Regions from separate parts of the Mus musculus genome. Here region 2 is linked to region 1. Evidence: chromatin loops called from intact Hi-C (ENCODE). Cell type or tissue: left cerebral cortex. All regions are shown on one strand. Links, peaks and the distances in the headings refer to the core of each region. The heading gives the core; the rest is flanking DNA.

Evidence for each region. Peaks named below come from ENCODE experiments on the same cell type or tissue, not always from the same donor. Only the 100,000 strongest peaks of a DNase experiment are listed, where the experiment ranks them.
Region 2: a loop joins it to region 1, with 2.3 times the contacts of the local background. A loop is called at or near these places in 2 of 42 quality-filtered maps.

Annotation. Positions count from the first base shown.
Region 1 is chr11:60,823,257-60,836,140 of GRCm38, reverse strand. Dhrs7b (dehydrogenase/reductase (SDR family) member 7B) reads right to left here and starts at 5,510. Exons shown (of 7, transcript NM_145428.2): 1 at 5,410-5,510. The coding sequence starts at 5,429. In left cerebral cortex, for the core only: a CTCF peak has its summit at 7,043; DNase peaks (open chromatin) are centred at 5,515 and 6,310; H3K4me3 peaks cover 1,388 bases; H3K27ac peaks cover 1,280 bases.
Region 2 is chr11:61,086,792-61,099,675 of GRCm38, reverse strand. No RefSeq gene overlaps it. Among named protein-coding and RNA genes, the nearest start is that of Tnfrsf13b, 34 kb to the left of the region's middle. In left cerebral cortex, for the core only: a CTCF peak has its summit at 7,847 (motif pointing right); a DNase peak (open chromatin) is centred at 7,841.

The sequences.
Region 1 (12,884 bases), core at 4,594-8,593:
CATGTGGTTGCTGGGAATTGCACTCAGGACCTTGGAAGAGCAGAGCAGATAGTGCTCTTAACCCCTGAGCCATCTCTCCAGCCCCATGAAAAGGAATTAAAGAAAAGCTTGAGCAGTGACAGAAACCATCAAGCCCCGAAAGCTGGTGAAAATGTATTTGAACAAAGAGGCCAAGTTCCAGTCCCAGCAAACAGAAGGTAGCAGTGCTGGCCACATGGTTCTTCTGGCTTTAGAGTCAAGAATCCAAGAAGGGATCATGGGATCTCCCTCCGAGGCTAAGGAAAGCTGCCGAGGCCAGGCGTGTGTCAGAAGTGTCCCTGCATGGAGGTCCAGAGAAGCTACTGTGTGAAGTTCTGAAGCTGAAGCCTGGATTGCATTAAAGATGCCAAGATGTTGGAGATGCTCAGGTCACTGTACACCTGCCCAGGGGAGCTGCTAGCAGGGAGTGGACCCAGCCCAAGAGAAATAAGTACAGTGCAGTCAACAGAACTGAAAGGAGCTGGAGATCTGAAGAGCACTTTGACACCAAACATGGGAGATACAGAATTTGAAGTTTTTGGTCTTATTCTCATCCAGTACTTCCTCATTGTGCTGTTTTCTCCCTTTTGGAATAGTAATGTATATCCTTTGCCCTTGCAAGTTGGAAGTGTGCGATCTGCTTATTGGAGCCAGAGAGTAGAATGTGGTGGTTTGAATGAGAATGTCTGCCACAGGCTCACAGATCTGAATACTTAGTCACCACAGAGTGGTACTATTTAAAAGGATTAGGAAGTGTGGCCTTGTTGGAGGAAGTATGTCATGGGGCAGGCGTGTGTGTGTGTGTGTGTGTGTAACTGAGATTTCAAAAAGCCCATTCTAAGCCCAGAGTCTCTCTCTTGCTGCTGCCACCATACTACTCCCTGCCATGATGATAATGAACTAGATCTCTAACACTGTAAGCCAGCCCCAATTAAATACTTCCTTTTATAAGAGTTGCTGTGGGCCGGCCGGGCAGTGGTGGCTCAAGCCTTTGATCCTAGCACTTGGGAGGCAGAGGCAGGCAGATTCTGAGTTCAAGGCCAGCCTGGTCTACAGAGTGAGTTCCAAGACTCACAGATGGTGGCTTATAACCATCTGTAAGGGGATCTGATGCCCTCTTCTGTCTTCTGGTGTGTCTAAAGACAGCAACAGTGTACTCACATATATGAAATAAATAAATCAGAGACAGAGAGAGAGAGAGAAAAGCAGCAACCGCATTCCAAGTTAAATTAAATGAGGTTATCCTGGACAGAGTTTCAGCTTACTCTCAACTCAAAGCCCTTCATGTAGTTAGTCATTTTAGGCTGGCCTCTTTTGTGGTAAAATGGCTAACAACAGCAACAGTAACAACAACAGCAACAGTAACAACAACAACAACAGTAACAACAACAGCAACAGTAACAACAACAGCAACAGTAACAACAACAACTGGGACTGTCCAAGCCACTGCACTGAAGTCAACATCACTCCTGTCAACCCTCAAATCATTATGCCCAAGCCACAACCATGCACCAGTAGACTAGAGCTTAGGTTATAGTCCTCTAATGGGTATATTACACCACAAACTTCCTTTCCCAAACTCCTGTGTAACTATAGCTTTGAAACACATCTTTACAATATAACTAGGAGCAGCCATTCTGGCCTATGATGAACCGCATACATAATGATGATGGCCCATAAGATTACAGTCTTCTGACATTGTAGCAATCCTGGTTTGTGCAAATACACAGTCAAATGTTTACGCAATGACAGCATTGTATTCAACCGCCGCTAAGCTGCATATGGCTGTATACTGTATTTTCCAAAAGACTCTGAAACAGACCAGCTTATAAAGGCGAGAACAATCAACCACATACTCACTTACCCAGCTTGTACTCTTCTGTAAACACCATCAGGTCCTTTAAGGCAGGAGAGTTCCAAGCCTGGGATTTAAGAGCTACAAGATCTCCCAGTCCTTAGCCAAAGACACCCAGATAAGACAAGACTTGCACCTTTAAGATATATGCTGTGGGGGCTGGAGAGATGGCTCAGTGGTTAAGAGCACTGACTGCTCTTCCAGAGGTCCTGAGTTCAATTCCTAGCAACCACATGGTGGCTCACGACCATCTGCAATGTGATCTGATGCCCTCTTCTGGTGTGTCTGAAGATACCTACAGAGTACTCATATACATAAAATAAGTAAATCTTTAAAAAAAAAAAAAAGGCTCTATGCCGTGTTCCTTCACTGTGTCCCTCCAGCATCCCACGCTGTGGAGCCTCTCCTCCATTCTTCCACACACTCCTCTAACTCCGCTGTGCTTCCCTCTTAGCTATTCTCATTTAGACACATTGTTTCGTTTTTCTCATCTTCAATTTTTTTTTTTTTTTTTTTTTTTGGTCTATTAGAATAAAACTTGTCGGCTGGGTGGTAGCAGTGCATGCCTTTAATCCCAACAAACGGGAGGCAGAGATCTCTGAGTTCAAGACCAGCCTGGTCTACAGAAACCCTATCTTGGGAAAAAAACAAAACAAAAGTTGTCAGTCACAGCAGTGCACACCTGCAGTTCCAGCACTGTGAAGGCTAAAGCTGAGGGATGAGTTTGATGCCAGCCTAGACTCCATAATGACACTGTGAAACAGGGAGGGAAAAAGAAAATAGGACTAAGCTACATTTTCCTCTTTTTTTTTTTTTTTGTTTGTTTTGTTTTTTCGAGACAGGGTTTCTCTGTGTAGCCCAGGCTGTCCTGGAACTCACTTTGTAGACCAGGCTGGTACATTTTCCTCTTAGTAACACATGTGTTACTAGAACATAGTAACTTTATTTTGCTATTCTTACCAAATCCCTAATCAATATGTAACTCAGAAAAGAATTTTTCTTTTCACCGTTATTTTATGTGCATTTATTTTGCCTACATGTATATCTATGTGAGAGTGTGAGATCTTAGGGGTATCCTTATGTGCTGCCAAAATTTATGTGCTAAAATTTGAACCTGGGTCCTCTGGAGGAGCAGTCAGTGTCCTTAATCACTGAGCCATCTCTCCAGCCCCCTCAGGGAAAAAAAACAAAAAAAAAACAAAAAAAAACAAAAAACTGAGCAAAGATTCTTTCCACTATAGCAAGTAGTTTCTCACAGTCTGTTCTCTATAAGGAAAAGTCTACTTAACCTGCTAATCCATGTACTAGAATAAAAATAAATGATCCCAAACGAACTCTTAATGTTGGAAAGGAAAAATTAAACAAGCAAGGAAGGGTCACCCGGCTCATAAAATAAGAAATTTCTAAGTCTGAAAGTTCGTAAAACTTTCAAGACTCAACAAGGCCTGCCGGTCCTGACAGCTGTATGAATAAACACCATGCTGAGGAGAGGTCAGAGAGCAAATGATTGCTGACAGAGAAGGCTGTTCAGTGGTGGAGCTGCCTGCAAGGTGAACAGAAACCAATAATGTAGCTCCCATTCTGAGACGGGCATTTCAGGGATGCAGACGCCTTTGAATTACGTTTCTTCTATGTAATTCCTCACCCAGTCACCTTAATAAACTCACCCATTTACCAAGCTAGACTTGGATGAACTTGCTCTCTAGCTAGAGTGAATAGACATTTTGTATCTTCCAAAAAAAAGTAAGTCTACCTGGGTCTGGCCTCCAGCTCCTGACCTTGTGACCTCCTGCCTGGGGAGTAATTGCAACTACCAGCATCCCCCCCAAGTGCCTGGCACTAGGGTTTGAGGAGGAACCTGGGCCTCCATACTAAGCGGGTGCACAGGACTTGTAACAATCTTTCAATAATTTCTCTTACAATGACCAACTCAAAGGCAATCTTGGTTCCCTGGATGAGCATGGCTTTTGCATAGAGGAATGTATCTAAAAGCCTGCCTCCCCTCATTAATTTGCTGCAGCTAAGCTTCCAGGACTCTTCCGAAATGTAGAGATACTACTACTGACTTCATACTCTGCTGTGATGAGGAAAGTGGGTATCTACAATAGACAGATAGTGGTGGGTACTCCAGTTAGTTTCCCTTCCTGCACTTCTAAAACAAGTAGGTCTTGATGCCTAATTCAAACCTTATCACTAAGGGGTCCCTTGCCACCTGCTACTTCTCTAAAGCTTTCCACTACCCCTACAGGGTTACAAGACTGAAAAGTCTTTACAGGCAATTCCACTAAAAGTAGTAAGTACGGGGCTGGAGAGATGTCTCATTAGTTAAGAGCACTGACTGCTCTTCCGAAGGTCCTGAGTTCAATTCCCAGCAACCACATGGTGGCTCACAACCATCCGTAATGTGATCTGATGCCCTCTTCTGGTGTATCTAAAGACAGCTACAGTGGGGCCAAGGGCTTCCAAGGCTGTGGGTTATGGGAAGCTCTAAGGACAGAGGGCCAATGAAGGCTGTGGATATGCACAGTGGAGACTCTTTTAGTTACTGTATTGACATTGCCTGCACTGTGTATTGCTCAGACAGGATGTGCTGGGCACTAAAGATCATGCTGCCCTGGCACCCAAGTGTTAAGGTCAGCCCTTCAACCCTCTGCTTGACCATGTGAGCATCCTGGATCCCAAACATGAGATCCTGCCCACCACCACCATCTCAGAACAAAAAGGTGGGAAGCCAGAGCCAACTAACATGTCCCAGTCAGTGCCTACAGGGTCTTAGCAGCTGTGTCTGGAGGCTGGCTGTTGTCCTGTAAAGACATTTAATAAAATATCGCATAAAAAGGAAAAATAACAAAAGTAAATACCCACCTGAGAGCTAGTGCAAGTGTTTGTGTGGAAAGGCGTATGTATTAACTCTCAAATCACTATACTAAAGGCTAATGAACTGAGAGTAATGTATGAGTACCATGTGTTGAGTACATGTAGCCACTAGCTAAGCCCTTGCAAGCAAAAACTTATTTACTCTTCACTACTGCCATATTTCTAAAGTTTTAACTGAAGAAACGGTCGCTGAATGTTTAAGGCATCCACCCACAGTTGCACCTGCTAACCGGCACAGTTAGGGTTGGAAGTGTCTAATCTAAGAAAGCTGTTCTCATGGATGTTCCAAAGTCAGAATCTTGCTCGCCCTTTCCGAAAACCCAGATCTCCTAACCATCCCCGGGCAGGAGTGCCACTGGGGTCATGCCACAGTAGCTATGCACACGCGACCTTGCGCGCTCTAGGCTCCAGACCCTGAAACGCACACACAGAGACCAGGTGATCTCCGCGATGAGCGTGCCGGGGCGGAGTGCCTGAACCCTGCTTCCTTCACTGTGGGGCGCCGCGGGGAACCGGAAGCTATCAGGATCCACAGCCTCCCCAGAACGTGCTCAGCCTCACTCAGTCACTTAAAGCAGATGTACCCCGCGCCTCCGCTTTAGACAGGACACCGTCCTCATTTCCACTCACCAAGAGGTTGCAACATCCCTAGCCTTTACCTAAAGGACGGAGAGATCATGGTCAATCAACTTCATGCTCCCGCCTCGGAATTGACGAAATGCAGCTTGGTTCCGTCCAATCACAATACTCGGGAAGCACATGCGCTCTGAAGATGCGCCCAACAGAGGTAGAGTTTAGCCTTTGCGGTCTAAATGACGTCAGTCTGCTTAAGTCCTATACCGTAAATCTTCCGGAGGAAAATTCTAAGTAGTGGTTTGGGTTCCATCGGTTTTCAGAAAAAACTGAACTTGCTCTGCAAAGCTGAGTTTGATGGCATATGGCTGTTATCCGAGTACTTGAGAAATGAAGGGAGGCAGCTCAGGAATACAAGGTCCCCTTTGGGCTAGGCTGCATGACACTGCTTCAAAAAGCAAAAATAAATGCTACAGTTGCCAAGATTATTATAAACGGCGATGTGATGTTGTTACAAAGATGGGGAGAGGGGGCTCGGTTTTTGTTTTTGTTTTTTAAGGAGGTTAGAAACAGACCTACACATAAGTAGTCACTTTTCCTTCCAACAAGGAGCCACATTTAACACAACTAGGAACGTACTATTCTAGTATTACTATTATATATATATATATATATATATATATATATATATATATATGTATATATATATATTACATACATACATTATATACATACATACATATATACATAAATACATATGTGTACATATATACATATATATACATACATATATGTCACTATTACATGTAATATTAATACTATTAATAGTGCTAAGTCTAGGAACTTTCTTTATTCTTTTTCTTTCTTTCTTTCTCCCCCTCACCCCGCCTCTTTTTGGGTTTTTGAGACCAGTGCTTTCTTTATGTAGCCTTGGCTGTCTTGGAACTCGTTCTTTACACCAGGCTGACCTCGAACTCACAGAGATCTGCCAGCCTCTGCCTTCCAAGTGCTGTGAGTTCAAGACTAGCCTGGTCTACATCGCGAGTTTCAGGACACCCAGGACTACAGAGAGAGACCTTGTCTCAAGATAATAATTATAACAACAACGTCAACAACACAAGAGAGTGTATAAGCAATACAATTTGTAATACATATAGCTGGAAATAAATTTTATTTCAAAAGATACAAAGTTTGCAGAAAAAATTATTATCTTAGTTTTTCAAGACAGGGTCTCTCTGTGTAGTCCCAGTTGTCCTGGAATTTACCCTGTAGACCAGGCTGGCCTCAGAGATCTGCCTGCCTCTGCCTTCTGAGTGATGGGATTAAGGGCATGAGCCACTATTGCTCAGCAAATTTATTGTATGTTCATTATTGACTGTTTATTGTAGATGAGAGGAGCTTGCATAAAGATATTTCATGCAAGTTTATAATGTACTTTGGGCATACTCTCCTCCATTCTCTCTAGCCTCCTCTTTCCACCCCCACTTAAGTGTAAGGAGTCACACAGACACACACCCTTCTCTGTGTAAGCTGAAGCCAAGTAGAGAGTTGAGTCGGAATTCCATCCCTCACTGACAAGACCACTTCCCACGTGTGAAAAGAGGCCATGCAGAGAGCAATAACTAAACACTCTTTCCCCTCCCAGTGTCAATGGAGACTTATTAGAAGTCTGGACTTCCATTTGTACCAAATAGTAACAAAGAGTTCCTCTAGGTGTCAGTGAAGGACAAGTGGAATTTACAGACTTCCACATCCATCTGCCAATAGCAAAAAGGCATAAGATTATCCTGCCAAAGTATTGTCCAAGGAAGCCAGCTTAAATGGAAAATGGAAATAGGATTCAGACTCTTAAGGTACTTAGAAGTCCAGGTTTCTGTCAAAAAGCACTAGCTTTGGGCTAGAATATATAGCACAATGTTAGAGTACTTGTAAGCATATGCAATGCACTCAGTTTTATCCGTAGCACAAGAATGAAAATTGAAAAGCATATGTTTTTAATAAGAAACTGAACTTTTTTCTTTTTTAACATTTTTTATATTTTTATTAGTCCTTTGAGAATTTTGTACAATTTTTAAAAAAGATTTATTTATTTTATGTATGTGAGTACACTGTCCTTCTCTTCAGACACACCAGAAGAGGGCATCAGATCCCCATTACAGATGGTTGTGAGCCACCATGTGGTTGCTCGGAATTGACCTCAAGACCTCTGGAAGAACAGCCACTGCTCTTAACCACTGAGCTGTCTCCAGGTCAACCTTTTTCTTTTAAAATCTTTATATGTATGGCTGCCTCACCTACATATATGTTTATGTACTAATTGTGTGCCAAGTTCCCAGAATCTCTAGAAGAGGTTATCAGATATACTGATACTGGAGTTATAGGTGAATGTGAGCTGCCTTGTGGGTACTGGGAATTTAAACTGGGTCCTCTGGAAGAGCAGCCAGTGCTCTTAACTACTGAGCCATTCATCTAGACCCTCCCCACCCCCGATAGATAACTTTTAGATGGTGCCTCTCCTCTCCCTCAGGTGCCTCTTCCTCACTATCTTGCTGGCTTTGGACCTCTTCTCCTCAATAAGCTTAAACAATATATCTATTTCTGAGTCCTTCAACAGCAGCTGCCATTGGGAACAACAAAGAAAGGAGACTCAGGTGACAGGGAAATATCTGCTTGGTCCTGGATCAGCAAGCTAAGAAGTTTCATGGATATTCTATCAGTTAGGGTTCTCCAAAGGAACAAAGCTCAATAGTTTATATATAGATATAAAACAAAATGAGATAGATAGATAGATAGATAGATAGATAGATAGATAGATAGATAGATAGAATTGATAGAATATATATATGGATGGGGTGTGAGTGTGTGTGTGTGTGTGTGTGTGTGTGTGTGTGTGTGTGTGTGCATTTTATTAGAGTACCTTACAGGATACAGTCCAGGTAGCCCTACAAAGTCTTTCTCACTGTGGAAAAGCCAAAGTCTGCTAGTTCACTCAGTCCTCAGTCCATGAGGCTGGCTGTATCAGCAGATCAGCAGTCTCAGTGTGGTTCTGAAGTACTTGGTGGAGTCCCAGAGAGCTGCTGGCATTCAGTCTACATTGGAATCCTAAAGAAGTTGGACTTAGCACCAGCCCTAGAAACAGCACAGATGCACTTGCCAGCAAGAGTAAGGGCAAGCAGGAAGCAAACCAAAGCTTTCTTCTTCCACGTTCTTTTATCTGGGTTGCCACTAGAAGGTGTGGTCTTGATTTAGAGTGGGTCTTCCTGTTTCAAATAACCTGATTAAGGAAAATCCCTCACAAGGGTGCCTAGCAGTTTGGGTCCCAGTTAATTTCAGATGTATTCAAGCAGGCAAACAAGATTAGTGATCACATTCTCTAGTGAGCTCCCAGGAGATGTAACAGCTTTACGGACAGAATGAGAGAGATTAGTTCTGCCCTACTTAGCTTTATGCTCCTATTCAGTAAGAAGCGACAATGTACTGGATGATCCTCTGAGCTCCCATCTTCAGGAGTTCATCTGGGCCTGCTCGAAACTGACCATTCATAAAGGAGGGGGTGGGAAAAGCCATGGAACCCTCACCTGAGTATCCAGCTACCCTTCCACCAAGTTATATGCAGTTCTTCCCTTGGAGCCTGGAAGGAGGGGCTAGAGTATCTAGGTATGTAAGAACCAAGAGGGGGAGCTCCAGTTATGGGGCCATGGGTTAACCATCATCCCTGCAGGGTACAGATCTTTCCATATCAGCATTAAGGTCACCAATCCTCTTGCCTTTAATCCCGGACCAATTGCTCTGTTGGTCCTATTAGCAAGCCTATTCATTGGTTCCCCTCAAGTGTACCTTGGTGGAATCAAACTTTGATTTGTCATTGTGACCCTGAGGGGTGAGTAGATGTTTCTTAGCATGTCCTACAAAACCCAGGGTGATGTAACCACAGGCTTTTCTACCAGTACACCACTTCCTGAAATAATGACTCTGAGACTTAATTATATCTGAATGCCTAAGCCACAAGCTTTGGCTCATTCCTTAACTAACCCTGGGCTCATAACTTAATTAACCTGTGTATTCTATTCTGTGAGATCCACATGGCTGGTTACCTCTTCTCAGTTTCATGTGCCTGTCTCCTGAGAGTTAGGGCGAATCTCCTCTTGCACCTGACTCTATCCCAGAGTTTCTCCCTCCCTACTGGAACTCCCACCTCCTTGTTCCTGACTCAGCTCATTGGTCAATCAGCCTTTTATTGACAGGTGATGCTTCCATATAGTACACAGAGATTCTTTCTACTGGATGAAAATTATTGGAACAAGTAGAACAAGCCAAGAAGGCTGATCTTCTGCCTTCCACTCTCGATTCCTACCTAAGGAATCAAGGAGAGAGGAGCAGTGGTGGCGCACGCCTTTAATCTCAGCAGTTGGGAGGCAGAGGTAGGCAGATTTCTGAATTCAAGGCCAGCTTGGTCTACAGAGTGAATTCCGGGACAGCCAGGGCTATACAAAGAAACTCTGTCTCAAACAAACAAACAAACAAACAAACAGTGGGCTGGAGAGTTGGCTCAGCAGTTAAGAGCACTGACTGTTCTTCCGAAGGTCCTGAGTTCAAATCCCAGCAACATTTGTCCAGCTATCTGTAACGAGATCTGGCGCCCTCTTCTGGAGTGTCTGAAGACAGCTACAGTGTACTTACATATAATAAATAAATAAATCTTAAAAAAAAACCCCAAAGAAACAAAAAAGGAATCAAGTAGAAAAGTTTCTGGGGGGAAATTGAGATGAACAAGCTTAAGGAATAGTTTAGCCACCTGGAACTCAACCTGGCCTATGCACACACTCTCCTAATAATACATTTGGCAGCCCAGAGCACTCATCTGAGTGTACAACACACATACACAACCTCTCCAAACAGTGTACCTAGCAACTTGTTAGCAACCTAGGGAATCCATCTGTGTTAGGCTCCATGCATTCTAAACAATAGAGTAAGTTTCCCTTGCTGAGCGGTGGTGGCACACATCTTTAATCCCAGCACTCAGAAGGCAGAGGCAGGCAGACCTCTGTGAGTTTTGAGTCTACAGTGTGAGTGAGTTCCAAGATAGTCAAGGCTATACAGTGAAACCCTGTCTCAAAAAAAAAAAAGTTTCTCTTAATGATCCTTAAACTTAGATTCTATTCCTCTCAGGCACAAGCGATGGAAGATTAATCAGCCTGACTAAGTTTTTGTGTACAGCAAACTGGGTCTTCAGGGTGAAGTTTTAGGGGAAATCCCCTATTCACCATTCTGTGCCTGTGCCTGTGCATTTGATTAGAGTAGGTGCATTCTACGATGCCAACGTAAAGCACTACTCTCTGAGCTGTTGCCATCAGAACAGCAGTGAACACTCAAAGGAGCGGGCCTGTTAACTGTTGCCACTCCTACATAGAAGGGGGAGGCAGAGAGTCCTCAGACTTTAGTCTTAGTCAACAGTGGCAGTAGAAAGCAAACAGTTCTGTTAATGATTAAGTCTTGGACCAAAAAAGTGGTGTGCATTAGGCAATCCTTCACATGGTTATAAAGGCAGGAATAACTTTTACCTCCTTATATAGCCAAATTGTCATGACCCAACACATACATCCAAGGGAAACAATTAGTCCTGAAGTCAAGGGCTTTGACAACATTATCTATCATATATTTGGTCTTTACTTTTCCCAGTAATTGGTGTGATCATCTGTGTAAAGGCAAAGCCAAAGATAATAAGCAAAATACTGTACTCTAGCAGTGGGATTCTAACTACCTGGAACCTGAGGATACGGTAACTTCTTTTATTTATTTGGTTTTTTTTAACCTTTTATTTATGTATTTATTTATTTATTTATTTATTTATATATTTGGTTTTTTGAGACAGGATTTCTCTGTGTAGCCCTGGCTGTCCTGGAACTCACTCTGTAGACCAGGCTGGCCTCAAACTCAGAAATCCTCCTGCCTCTGCCTTGCAAGTGCTGGAATTTAAGATTTATTTATGTATTTATTATATGTAAGTACACTGTAGCTGTCTTCAGACATTTCAGAAGAGGGTGTCAGACCTCATTACAGATGGTTGTGAGCCACCATGTGGTTGCTGGGATTTGAACTCAGGACCTTTGGAAGAGCAGTCGGTGCTCTTAACCACTGAACCATCTCTCCAGCCCCTTTACTTCTTTTTTTTTATTTTTTATTTTATTTTTTTTAAAGATTTATTTATTTATTATATGTAAGTACACTGTAGCTGTCTCCAGACACTCCAGAAGAGGGCGTCAGATCTCGTCACGGATGGTTGTGAGCCACCATGTGGTTGCTGGGACTTGAACTCTGGACCTTTGGAAGAGCAGTCGGGTGTTCTTACCCACTGAGCCATCTCACCAGCCCCTCCTTCTTTTTTTTTAAAGATTTATTTATTTTATGTATTTGTGTACACTGTCACTGTCTTCAGACACACCAGAAGAGGACATCAGATCCCATTACAGATGAATGTGGGCCACCATGTGGTTGCTGGGAATTGAACTCAGGACCTCTGGAAGAGCAGAGGGTGCTCTTAACCACTGAGCCATCTCTCCAGTCCCTCTTTTTTTTAATTTATTTATGTATTTATTTATTTTTTATTTTTGAGATAGGATCTCAAATAATAGCCTTAGTTGATCTGAAAGTCACTATGTAGATCAGGCTGACCTTGAACTCATAAAGATCTGTCTGCCTCTGTCTCCTGAGTGCAAGGACTAAAGGTGAGTGCCACCACCCCCAGGCATAATGATTTCTAATACCTCAAACAGACAGAATCTAATGCCTAATTTCCCCTGGCACCTCACTTAATGGCCAGCTTAGTGACTCAGGTAAGTGAGCTGCCAAAACAAGTTTACTAGAATTCTCTATATGGCCAGAGATGACCTTAAACTTCTGATCCTTTTGCCCCGACCTCCCAAGTATTAGGACAGGATTGCACCACTGTGGCTAATTTGTGCAACACTGGGGATGGAACCCAAGGCTTCTTGCAAACTTTCACTTTATCGACTGAGCTATATATCCCATCCTCACAGTGTCTAACTTTATTAAACCTTTGTACAGTAAAGCCAGAGAGCTGGTTCCCCAGGCAAAGGCCCTTACCACTAAGCCTGACATCCTGACTTCAATTCCCAAATTTATCTTCTGACCTCCACATATGCATCATGCCATACCCCTCCCAAACACAATTTAATGTAAGCTTAAAACCCTTTGTATCCTTTTGGGCCTTTACTCTCGGCACTTTAGGTATTACAGTCACAACAACCTATGCGATATTTTTGCCTCTATCCAAAAGAAAAGCAAACTTCTTAGCAAGGAGGTAGGGTTTTTTTTTTTTTTCTTTGCTTCGTTTTGTTATTGTGGTTTTTCTTTTCCTCCCTTATTTTTACGTGTCTGGAGAGTACACAAGCATGCAGTGCCTGAGGTGGCCAGAGGAGGGTGTTTGACCTCCAGGACTGAAGTTACACATGGTTGTGATCCACCCTGTAGGTGCTGAGAATTGATCCTCAGAAAAGAACAACCAGTGCTTCTAACTGCTGAGCCATCTCTCCAGCTCTGG
Region 2 (12,884 bases), core at 5,772-9,771, 260 kb before region 1:
GCCTACTGTGAGTTGTATCACCCCTGGGCTGGACCAGCCTACTGTGAGCTGTATCACTCCTGGGCTGGACCAGCCTACTGTGAGTTGTATCACCGCTGGGCTGGACCAGCCTACTGTGAGCTGTATCACCTCTGGGCGTGTAAGAAGTCAGGCTGAACAAGACAGTAAGCAGCACTCTCCCCGTAGCCTCTGCTTTAGTTTCTGCCTCCAGGTGCCTGCCTTGAGTTCTTTGGATGATGTAAGTTATGTAAGCTGAATAAACCCTTTCCTCCTGAAGTTGCCTTTGGTCATGACATTTTGTCACATCAATAGAAAACCAAACTAATACACCCATATGACACTCACAGCAGGGGTCAGCGTGTACATGTGGGTCACATTGCTAACAAGCCACCATCAGACTGATCACACACTCTGTCAGCCTTCAGAGTAAAAGAAGTGCCTTGGAGTATGATGTCACAGGCTTGGAGTATGGTGTCACAGGCTTGGAGTATGATGTCACAGGCTTGGAGTATGATGTCACAGGTGATGTTTGTGTTTTCCTTTACAGGCACCTAGGCATTTTGCCCCCCTGTAGCCTCTTCCTGTTCCCCTCTTTCATCTCTAGTTTCTCAATTAATGAGAAAAAAACACCAGAGATTAGCCAGCCACCAGGTAGGTGTGTCTCTAAGAACAAGTTTCTATACGTATGGAGATGGGGTTGCTACCCTTTCTATTTTGATTATATTTTATCTTAATAATTCATGACTATAAACAATATAACTGAAGTGCATCCAAATCCTCCTCATTGTCTCCAGACACCTCCCAACAGGTCCCCTTCCCACCTTCATGACCTTTTGTTGAAATCCACAGTGTTCAGTTAGTGCTGCCTGCTGGAATATTGACTAATTGTGTCACCTTGATCTTGACCAGGTCTTAAGTAGGTACAAGTTCATGAGCACAAAACCCATGCCATGTCCAGAGCACAGTGTTTCATAGCTCCCCTCTCCACCCTCCAGCTCTTACCTTTTCTCTGCTCCGTCTTCTGCAATATTGCTTTAGTTGCATGGCTGTTGATGTAGATGTCCCATTTAAAGCATAGCACACACAGTCACTTATCCCCGGCACTTTGACAGTCACAAGTCTCTGCACTGCCTGCTGCCTGCTCCAGAAGGAGGCTTCTCTGGCCAAGGTTAGAGCAGCCTTAATTCATGAGTATAAACATAAATATTTAAAGGCAATTTGGCATGTCCAGTTAGCAGAATAGCTGTAACAATTTCTCCCCTGTAGCCCATAAGCCCCCAAAACTGTGGGGTTTCACCACACTTACAATACTAGGCAGGAATTCCTTTTTGTGAAGCAGGCCTCAAAGCCAATAAAGCAGTGGTTGGTCACCCCTGTAGCTTTCACGCTGTTACTGCAGCACTGGGCACAGTTTGCTTGGCAGGTCAGTACTGTAGCACTCAAGGTTCACAGTCAATACTATTGATTTTTCTTCACCAGATTCCTACATAGCTCCTACTAGCCATATGAAAACCATCCAGCAAGGAGAAAAATTTGACTTCTCTATGTTCTGCAACTGTTGTGTCTTCAGCAATAGGCTCTACCATTCTCCTATTTAGGAAAGCCAAGAGCATTGGCAGCAGCTTATTTTGTTTTGGGGGTCCCTAAGGCATCTCCATACCTGACATCTAGGAGAAGCATTCTCCACCCACTCAGGCTGCCTTTGTTCAAGCTCCTACTAAAAAGCATCTATTAAGATGAGATTATAAAATAGTGCGTTCCCATAAAGGTTTTACATCCTCCCAGTTTGGGTTAACCCACGACTCTGCCCCATCATGTCCAAACCCACACTTAGAATTTAAACCCCTAGAATCCCACATCCTCAGTTTCATAGCATACGTGGTCTACTATCCCCTCACCCTGTAAGGCCTCTTCTTCCATCTCTCTTATGACCCCTTTCTAGTTTCTAATCTCTACAGACACACTAAATTAAAAGGTAGGGGAAGCAAAGCTTTGAAGCTAATATCTACATTTGAGAGGGAACATGAGGAATTTGACTTTCTGCATCTGGTTTATCCACCCCCCCTCCCCTTTCCAGTCTCATACATTTTCCTGCAAATTATGCAATTTCATTTTTCTTCACAGCTGAACAAAATCCTGTTGTGCGTATGTACCACGTTTTCATTATCCGTTCATCCCTTGGTGGATTTCTAGGCTGAATCCGTTCCCTTGCCATTCTGAATAAAGCAGCAATGAGCATGGGCATGCGTGTGTCCCTGTGGGAGAATATGAAGTCTTTTCTGAGCGCATGCCCAGGACGGGTGTAGCTGAGGTGTAGAATCGTCCTGCTTTTTGAGAAGCTTTCACACTGACTTCCATAGCTGACACCAGGAGTGGATGTGTGTCTCCTTCTCCACATCCTCACCAGCATCTGTGTGCTTTGTTCTTGGCTGGGACAGAAGTTCAGAGTAATGATAATTTGCATTTCCCTAATGGCTAATGATGTCAAACACATTTTAAAAATACTAGCCACTTGCATTTCTTCTCTTGAGAACTCTCTATTTTGTTCCATGGTCTATATTTTTAATTGGATTGTTTCCTTTTATTGAATTGTTTACATATTCTATATATTAGTTCTCTGTGGGATGTATATCTAGCGAAGAGTTTTAATCCACTTTGTTGTCTGCCTCTTTATTCCACTGAGTTTTCTTGTTGTGAGGTCCCGTTTGTTGATTACAGGTTTTCTGAATGATCAGTCTATTCACAAAGACCATTCCTGTGCTTGCATCTTGAAGAGCTCTCCCTACACCACCTCTAGCAGTTTCGGAGTTCCAGATCTTATATTGAGGTCTTATATTTGACCCATTTGTAGTTTATTTTTAGGTTGGGTGAAAGATGCATGTTTGGCTTCGTTGCTCTTAGTGTATCTATCTAGTTTTCCCACCCTCCTTTTCTGAAGATGCTGCTAGCTTCACTCTACTCTGTGTTTCAGCATCTTTATCAAAAACAACTGGCTGCGCTTGAATGGCCTTGAGTCCTCTATTCTATCCCACTGACCTATGAGTTTGTTTTTGTACCAATACCATGCTGTTTGCTTAATGATGGCTCTGTAGTATTATGTGAATCAGATATATTGACATCTCCAGTAGTGTTCCTTTTGCTCAGTATCATCATTGTCTTGTGCTTCCATATGAATTTTAAGATTTTCTCTGAAGTGGAAATGTCTGGTTTCTATGGAAATTCAGTTATGTCATAGGATGTTTCACTGAGGCAGACACAGGTGAGAGGATTGTGATGTTTAGAAAGAATTTAAGTGTGACCACAGGCAGTGGGGAGCCTCATGCATTGGTTTGCCTTGCTCTATCTCGGTGGTCTTTGCTGACGATCGACTTGTATTGGTTCACCTTACATGGCGTTGCTGATCTTCTCTTGTAGCGACTTCATAGAGAGTAACTCACCAAAGAACTTCTTGTGATATTCCAGCAGCTTTTTGCCACTTCCACAGACTAGCGCCAAACCTGTGAAGCCTCGTGTTTTATTCTGGATCAAGTTGCTGCTGCTGATTCATGTTTGGTGTTTTGCTAGTGGACTGAACTAAGAACACTGAAGACTGGAATTGCCCCCAAGGAACTATTTCTAAACAGATCCATATGCCCCATATCCTAAAACCTTTCTTTTCTGCTACCTCTGGTGGTGATGGGCTAGAAGAGAAGTTGAAGCATTTAAGAATCCTTATTAAAGTAGGTTGTGAAAAATACAAGTCTACGTTTTTTTCTATTTCTGTGAGGAACGTCACTGGTATTCTGATTGGAATTGCATTTAGTGAAGCATTCATTTTCAAACTATTGATTTCTTTAATTCATGTCCATGGAAAATCTTTTCATCTTTTGATGTACCCCTTGATTTCTTTCTTCAGTGTTTTACAGCTTTCATTGTAGAGGTCTTTTGCATCCTTGGTTATGTTATTCCAAAGTGTTGTTGAAGTCATTGTGACTGAGATTGTCCATCTGGTTTCTTTTTCAGTATGTTTGTCATTAATATGTTTACATTTTTGTATTAGTTTTGTATCCTGGCACTTTAATGAAGATGTTTATCAGCTCTGTAGAAGAATTTTAATCCAGCATCATGACTGCTCAGGCAAGGGATCACATCCAAAGACCTTCTAGGTCTGCTGGAATGACACATCCTTAATTCCTGGCTGGAATACAGACATGCCCTTAGTACATCCCTTTAATCCCAAACAATGAAGATAAAGTTAATTTGTAGAAGGAAGCAGTCATGCTTGAAAGTGACATCTAATTGAGGGGCAGACAAAGTGACGAATCAGAGAAAGATTTGAGCCAGAGATAGGATAGGCCCAACCCTCAGGATAACAGACAGGAAAGAGAATTGACTTAAGAAAGCAGGAGAGAGAGAGAGGGAGAGGGAGAGGGAGAGGGAGAGGGAGAGGGAGAGGGAGAGGGAGAGGGAGAGGGAGAGGGAGAGGGAGAGGGATTTACTGGGACAGTTTTACAGAGACAGGTTTCTGGTGAAGCTTGCCAAAATATTAGAAAAGATTGCCAGAGTTGTTTTAAGGCCAAGAGAGCAATTCAGTGAGAAGCCAAGAAAAGTCAGTTTGAATTAGTCAGCATTGAAAGGAGTTTAGGTCAGAACAGCTGAATTGAACCAGCCAGCCAGACTTCAGAAAGAACAAGAAAAGGTAAGCTTATTTAGCAGTAAGCAGTAAGATGACAATCACATCTGGCAAATAAAAGTTACTTTCACACAGCTCTAAGGGTTCTCTTCCAGAGTCTTCAGGGTCTCTTTTATTATCTGCAAATAGAGTTAGTCTGACTCCCTCTTTTCCAATTTTTCCATGTTTTATTTACTCCACTTATCTTACTGCTCTAGCTAAGACTAGAATTTTAAGTTCTGTATTGATTAAGAGTAGGGATAAGGACACCCATGTTTTGCTCCTGATTTTAGTGAAATGATTTGAGGGTATTTTTTTCACTTAGTATAATGCAGGCTGTGGGTTTGTCATATATAGCTTTATTATGTTGAAATATATTACTTCTATTCTGCATTTCTTCAAGCTTTTCACCATGAAGGGATAATGGATTTTGTAAAGAGGCCTTTCTGAATCTGTTGGGATGACCATGTGATGTGATTTATGTCCTTGAGACCACCTGTGTATAATAGTTACTCATTTACAGGTATGAGAGCACTCCTGAGCCTCTGATATAAGTTCAGCTTTATCCTGGCAATTCTTTTCATGTGTTATTGGATTCAGTTTGCAAACATTTTCTTTAGCCTCTTTTAGTCTAATTCATCAGTGAAACTGGTCTGTCACTTTCTTTCATTGTTTCATCTTTATCTGCTTTTGGTATCAGGGTATGCAAGTTTCATGAGAAGTTTGGCAATGTTTCTTTTTCTATTTTATGGAATAGTTTGAGAAGCATTGGTTTGGTTCTTCTTTGAATTACTAGTAAAAATCACCAGTGAATCTCTCAGAGACTGGACTTTTTTAGTTAGGAGATTTTTAATTGCTGCATAAACCACACTGCTTGTTATAGTAGGGGATGATTTGTTTATGCCCCCTTAATTTAATTTCAGCAGGTCATTCATGTCTAGAAATTCATTCATTTCTTTTAGATTTATCAATTTAGTGGCATGTGTTGTCCAGGTAATACCCAATGGTTTTCTGAACTTCATTGGTATCTGTTGTAATGGCTTCTTTTCATCTCTTATTTTCTTAATTTGGGTCTTCTCTCTCTTTATTTTGGTTAGTTTTGTTAATATTGTTTATCTTTCTGAAGAGCCAACTCTTTGTTTCATTGATTTTTTTTGTATTGGTTTGGTTCTACTTCATTAATTTATTCCCCTATCTTAAAGCTTTTTTTTCTCCCCATTTACTGATTTGGGTTTTTCTTGTTCTTTTTTCCAGGGCCCTCAGGTATATCAATAAGCTATTCATTTGAGATCTCTCTGACTTTTCCTTCCTTCCTTCTTTCCTTCCTCCCTCCCTCCCTCCCTCCCTCCCTCCCTCCCTCCCTCCCTCCCTCCCTTCCTTCCTTCCTATTTCTCTGTGTAGCCCTAGTTGTCCGGAAACTCACTCTGAAGACCAGATTGGCCTTGAATTTAGAGTTCCACCTGCTTCTGTCTCCCCAGCACTGGGATTAAAGGTGTGTGCCACCACCACCTGGCTTTCATTAGCATGTTTTTAAGTTTTGTATTTATGTGTAGATATGTACCTGGTTGTATGTGCACCATGTGCGTGCAGGCATTCTTGGAGGTGTCATCATCAGATTTCTTGGAGCTGGAGTTACAGGCAGTTGTGAGCCACCTTGTGGGTGCTGGGGACAGAGCCTGGGTCCTCTGCAAGAGCAGCTAGTACTGATCCATCTTTCCAGCCCCATCAAATATGTCTTTTAGATAAAATAGTTTATCACATGCTAGCATGTTAGTAATAATATAATATTCTTCTATTGGAATTTAAATTTTTGCTTAAAATTTCTAACTTTTACCCTAGCAAGATAAAACTTATATATTTTAATAATTATTTCATAGCTTAGTATTAATGAAGTAACCAAAGATGATACAACTAAATCTGTGAGATTTTAATTTTTGGTGTTCATATGCACACACCGATGGCTTCCTTAATTAGCATTATAATTCTGTGTCATCATTTAGCATTACAGCTTCTTAAATTACCTTAGATTTATTTTATTTCATGAGTCTGAATGTTTTGCCTGCATGCATGTCTATGCACCACACTTGTGCCTGGTACTCAGAGGTCAGAAGAGGGCGTTGAATGTCCTGGAACTGGAGTATCAGGTGGCTGTGGGCTGCCACGTGAGTGCTGAGTGTTAAAGCCTCGTCCTCGTCAAGAGTGACACGTGCTCTAAACGCTGAGCCAAAGTTCAGCCTCACACTTCTGTTTTAACATTGCATGATTTTAGCATCTGTCGGTTCTGCCAAAAATCATTTCCTTTCTCTTCTGTATTTCAGGCAATCAATCTCTCCTGGAGTCTAAACCCTGAGCATTCTAGATTAGGTGCCACTAGGAGACATGTAATGTGATTTGAACCCTGGCTATATTTTAGTTAAAAGATTCTTTTAAAAAAGGTTTGTTGTTATTGTTTTGTTTTTTATGCTGAATATGGTGGTGCACACCTTTAATGCCAGCACTCAAGAGGTAAAGACAAGCAGATCTATGAGTTTGAGGCCAGCCTGCTCTATAGGGCAGTTTTAGGCCAGCCAGAGACCCTTTCTCAAACCAAACCAAATTAACCAAACAAACAAGAATAAGGTCTCACAATGTTGCCCAGGTTGGTCTCAAACTCTTGGGTTCAACTCACCCTCCTATCTTGTTCTTTGGGAAAAATGAGACATTTTTAAAATATAAAATCTCTAACCTACTCATTCCTTTAAATACAGTGGAATGGATGCAACTTCAGACCATTCTCCTCTTCCAACTCAAGCATGTTTCTCAGAGCTGGTCTGGAAACTCCTTCCCAGCTCCGGTGTCCCAGCTAGATGTGGGCTATGGCACCGTGTAGGAACTTCACGAATGGATCTGAGATTGGGAGCTACACTGCTGAACCCACACGGCAGGACCCAGCAGCCAGCCTTCCGTCTGCCTCTCCCTCCCAGCCTGGCCTGGCCTGGCAGATTACTAATGCACATTTTACACTCTGTTCCTGCAGCCTTCTATAGCTCTCCCCTCCCCCCAGGGAGAGAAAGAGAGTTAATCACATGAAATAACTTACTTATGAATAAAATCTCTGGAGGGGGGGAAAAAAAAAAAAGAGGATTTAAAGTGATTTTCTAATCCCTCTTCCAAATCAGGTCTCTGAAGGGAATGAATGCGGCCAGCAGGTGGCGAGATACACAAAGCAGTGCTGATTTCCCACAGCCAGAATGCAAGGGTCTGAACTGTATTTTAACTGCAAAAGGAAATGCTAATCTAAATTAAATACCAAACTTCAATACAATTTTTTATAGAATACTAAAATCCCTCACTTATCAGTAGAACTGATTGTATTCACCTCACCAGAACACAGCCAATCTTACACTTCTGGCAATCTTACAGTAAATTAAATTCTGGCAATCTTACATTTACCAACTTGAAAATAAGACAGATAGTCTGTCCAATTTATTAACTGTACAAAATATAAAGTATCTCCCTTTGTCTTGCTGTACCTCCCCTCCCGACCGCCCCCTCCAAGCCCCATCTAACTCTAAGTGTGTTGGTGCCCTGCAGTAGGGCATACTGGGATAGAATGCTAGCATCTGTGATTGGTACCCTGCAGTGGGGCATGCTGGGACAGAATGCTAGCAGCTGTGATTGGTGCCCTGCAGTGTGCAGTGGGGCATGCTGGGACAGAATGCTAGCAGCTGTGATTGGTGCCCTGCAGTGAAGTAGGCATGCTGGGACACAGTGCTAGCATCTGTGAGACTCACATTCTAGATTTTATATTAAGCTGATGCAGTTTTGTTTTGTATTACAAACGGTGTCACTGAGTCATGGAGAGCACTTGTCAGCCTGTCACAAAAGAGCATTCAGGGGGTTGTCTGCCATGCTGCAGTTTCCCCCAAGTCCTAAGACACACCCAGTTGGCACTCACACAGTATGCGAAGTCGGTGAATGAAAACTCAGTGCTGTTGCACTGGGGACCACGTTCCCAGCACACCCAAACACCGCCAAGGGCACCAAGTACAAAAGAAACTGAAGCTGCCAAAGAGCTGCAGCCACAGCAGGGGAGCCTGGAGCAGCACCTCCACTTAAGCCAGAGTCTGTATCCATCCCCAGGACACCCTGAAGTGCCCCTTCTTGATGCAGGAAGTTGAAACTGGGAGTCTCACTTCTGCCCTTCCTTGTTAGTAAAAGAAGCAGAAGCAGAGATGGGTGCTGGGATGTCGGGCCCCAGAGCTAACTGCTCTGCTGCTTCAGGCCCAGCCAGGTCCACTGGTATATAGACCTAGTCATGCAAGAAACCACAGTTTTCTCCCATGTCATAAGAGTCTCCAGGAGGAAAAGAAAATGACAAATGGAACAATATCAGGAGAAGTGATAGGATGACACATGCTTCGTTGCTCCAAAATACTGTACATGAGACCGACAGCCGTCTGTCTCATGTACACAAAGAGATCAAACCACCTCTAAGCTTGTGGTGATTTGCATCTGACTCTTGCTGATGGTGACTTTGATAACAAGAATAAATGAGCTGTCATCTCAGCTGGGTTCTGGAGAGAAGTGTGCTGTGCTGAGCAGTTGGCTCTATGATGCTCAGCATGCCAGGAGACATATGCTGTGCTGAGCAGTTGACTTTCCAATTAGCAAATGGCCACACTCGCCAACTCACTGGCTTTCTAAAGCCCTCACCTTTGTGAGTCACTCGTGAGTTGGATCTCGCATCTGGCTGGGACGGATTCTAAAGCCACTAGTGATCAGTAGGATTAACAGACTCGTCTCGCTTAGAAGGATTGTCCCTTGTTGCATCCTAATAAATGGGATATTTACCCATGAATCGTCACAGGTCATCTGCATCCCATGTGAGTGGCACATTGAATTACAAAATGAGCGTGAAATCCATACAGGAAGCACAACCAAAAGTACCAAGTAAACAAGAGCCTGACAGACAGGACCGGTCAGCACATCTTTCAAGGTGCCTTGCCGTGTTTGTCTGGAAAACAGAGCCGACTTTGGGAAGGAATACGTACGCACTGTTGGGAGGATGGGAGCTCAGTGCTCAGCCACTGTGGAAGGAACTAATGTTAGAACTGCCTGAGCAGCACCGCCCCCGGGCGTACCCCTGGAGGTTCTGAAGGTTGTTGTGTGGTTCTCTCCCATGTCCTTTAGCGGACTTGATACTTAATGTCGATGTTTCTGGGGAACAAGTCACCCAGGGCAATACCTGTGTGTCTCTCTGTAGACCTGAGTGCCTTGCCACGCCATGGATACTTTGGGAATCCCAAGTCCCTCTGGTCCTACTAGAGACACAAAGTGGCCTCTGGTTTCACAGGACCCAGGTGCCTAGACTCACGGCTTGGAAAAACTGTGATCAGAGTCCATGTTACCTGATAGCCTCAGGGTGATCAGACTTCTCATAGACATGTGCATGCCTTCCCTAAGAGTGCTCTGAGAATTTATTATGTGACCTCCATGGTATGGGCTGGAAGTGCCTAGCCATTGAACTAGTCAAGGCATATTGAAACTAAGCTGACGTGTGTGTGTGTGTGTGTGTGTGTGTGTGTGTGTGTGTGTGTATTTCATACCCATGAGACTGGCAATGGAGGCCTAGAGGACCCCAAATGTTCTTCAGTCTACATTGGAAGGACAAAGAAGCAGAGCTCTTTGCTGGTGGCATCAATAATGAGAGATGCTCTCGCTTGTAAGACCGGTAAGCAAGCAGCATCACTCTCCTGACCTCTTCACGTCTGGGTCATTGCCAGATGATGCTGCCTAGTTTATGGAAGGAGCTCCTGCATCCCTAAGGCAATCTTTCCTGAAAGCCCACAGCCAAGATGCTCAGCTGATTCCAGATGGCAATTACAATAAACTATCATACAGGGCCTGGTGCCACAGGGTGGTTTTGTTTTTTGTTTTGCTTTGTTTTGTTTTGTTTTGTTTCTGAGATAGGGTCTCACCTTGTAGCTCTAGTGGGTCTAGAATTTGCTATGTAGAGCAGATTGACTTCAAGCTCATAGATACACCAGCCTCTATTTTCCAAGTGCTGGGATTAAAAGAGTGCCACGCTACATCTAATGAGGCACAGATTTTTTTTTTTTATTTAATCCCTGCTACTTAGGAAGCTGGGGCAAGAGTCTATGGATCTGAGGCCAACCTAAGCTGTGGAGAGCTCAAGGCTAGCCTGGGCTACTTTGAGACCTTATCTCAAAATAAAAGGTGGAATGTTGGGGATTGGTTCTAATGCTTTGTCTTAATTTGGCTCCCAAAATCACATGGGAAAGTGTGTCCAGAGGCCAAGGGTCTCAGTCTCCAGTTGGTTTTTGGTTGATCAATAAAAAGCCAGTGGCCAATAGCTTGACAGGGTGAAAGAGGCAGAATTGTTAGGATTCCCAGGCAAGAAATGCAGTGGGGAAGAAGAAGGGAGTCAGCCATGAGAGGGGCGTAGGATGAACTGGGTCATGACAGAGAAGCACAGAGATCAGAATTAAGAGCCCGTCAACATGCTCCAGGGGCAACTCCCCCTCCTTGGGTCAGGGGCAACAAAGATAAAATCTAGATTGATAAAGTGTTAACTAAGGAATACTGCAGGGGAGTGTGTGCTAGCCTTAGGGAGGTTTGGAAATGCCCTTCCATTAAACTAGTCAAGGCATATCGAAACTAAGCCAACGTGTGTGGATTAAGGGCGTGCGCCACCACCACTGGGCTAGTGTATTTCATTCTCAAGTCCAGAGAATTTTGGTGAGTGGCTAGAAGCTCTATCACCTGCTGGGAACCACAGAGCAGGTTAACTATTCACTGCTAAGGTGGTAAGAAACTGAGAGACAATATTTATAATATGGAAGTAGAGGGTAACCCATGTAACATTTTTAAAGCTCCTATAGCAGACAGGGAAGTGTGTACATTGGTCATCAGGATATCCTTGAATAGTCACAACCCAGGTGCAGGGTGATTAGGGAAAAGGTGACACTGGGAATCTGGGTGGAATCTAAGACAGCATGCTCCAGGGGAAGCGATTTATTGCCAGTCTTCCCAATAGCCATGTTATACAATCAGTCAATGTCCTCATCAACAGGCAAGCGGGTACACGAGAATACAGGATGCATTTTGATGGGATTTGTATCCATGGAGGGGGAAGGAACATCCAGGAAAAGAGAACCGGACTGGACAGCATCATAGTGAGTAAAACAGAAAAACAAATGTAGTATATTTTCTCTCCCACATGGGCCAAGCAGAAAGACAATATGTAGTCACAGCACATGATGTATCTGAGTGAAGGCGCTGTCAGAAAATCTATCATGTTGCCTGAGGGAAAATATACTAATAAAAAAAAAGTGAGACTGAGTCTTACTCTAAAGCCCAGGCTGGCCTGAACTCACTAGGTAGCCCAGGCTAGTCTTGAATTCATGACAATCCTCTTGTCCCAGTCTCAGTCTCCCAAGTGCTGAGATTATAGGCAGGAATCATCCATACCTAGCTTACAATCTTTTTTTAAACACACACACACACACACACACACACACAGTCACTCTGTGATGGTTTGTATATACTAGGCCCAAGAAGTGGCACTATTAGGAGATATGGCCTTATTGGAGTGGGTGTGGCCTTGTTGGAGGAAGTGGTCACTGTGGGCGTGGGCATTAAGACCCTCATCCTAGCCACCTGGAAGCCATCATCTTCTCCTAGCAGCCATCAGATGAAGATGTAGAACTCTCAGCTCCTCCTGCACCATACTTGCTTGAATGCTGCCATGCTCCCACCTTGATGATAATGGACTGAACTCTGAACCTGTTAGTTAGCCCCAATTAAATGTTGCCCATATAAGAGTTGCCTTGGATAGTAAATAAATAAATAAATAAATAAATAAATAAATAAATAAATAAAAGAGTTGCCTTGGTCATGAAGTCTGTTCACAGCAGTAAGACCCTAAGACCAACACACACACACACACACACACACACACACACACGTATTGTCTTGAAGTACCAGAGGCTAACTGTCCAAAGTCTGCTGGCTGAAACCAACCTGTTCAAACCACGTCTCTCCGGAGGGTCTGTGCAGAGTCCAGGCCTTGTTTTCTGTGTTGCTGGAGGTTGCTTTCCTTCCTTGGAGCGAGGCTTGTAGTCATTTTCTCACCTTCCTCTACATGGTACTAAAACATCCGCTGTCTCCATCTTAGAAAAACACCTTTGATGGTAGTTAGCTGACCCCGGAACTCACTTAGTCACCCCTA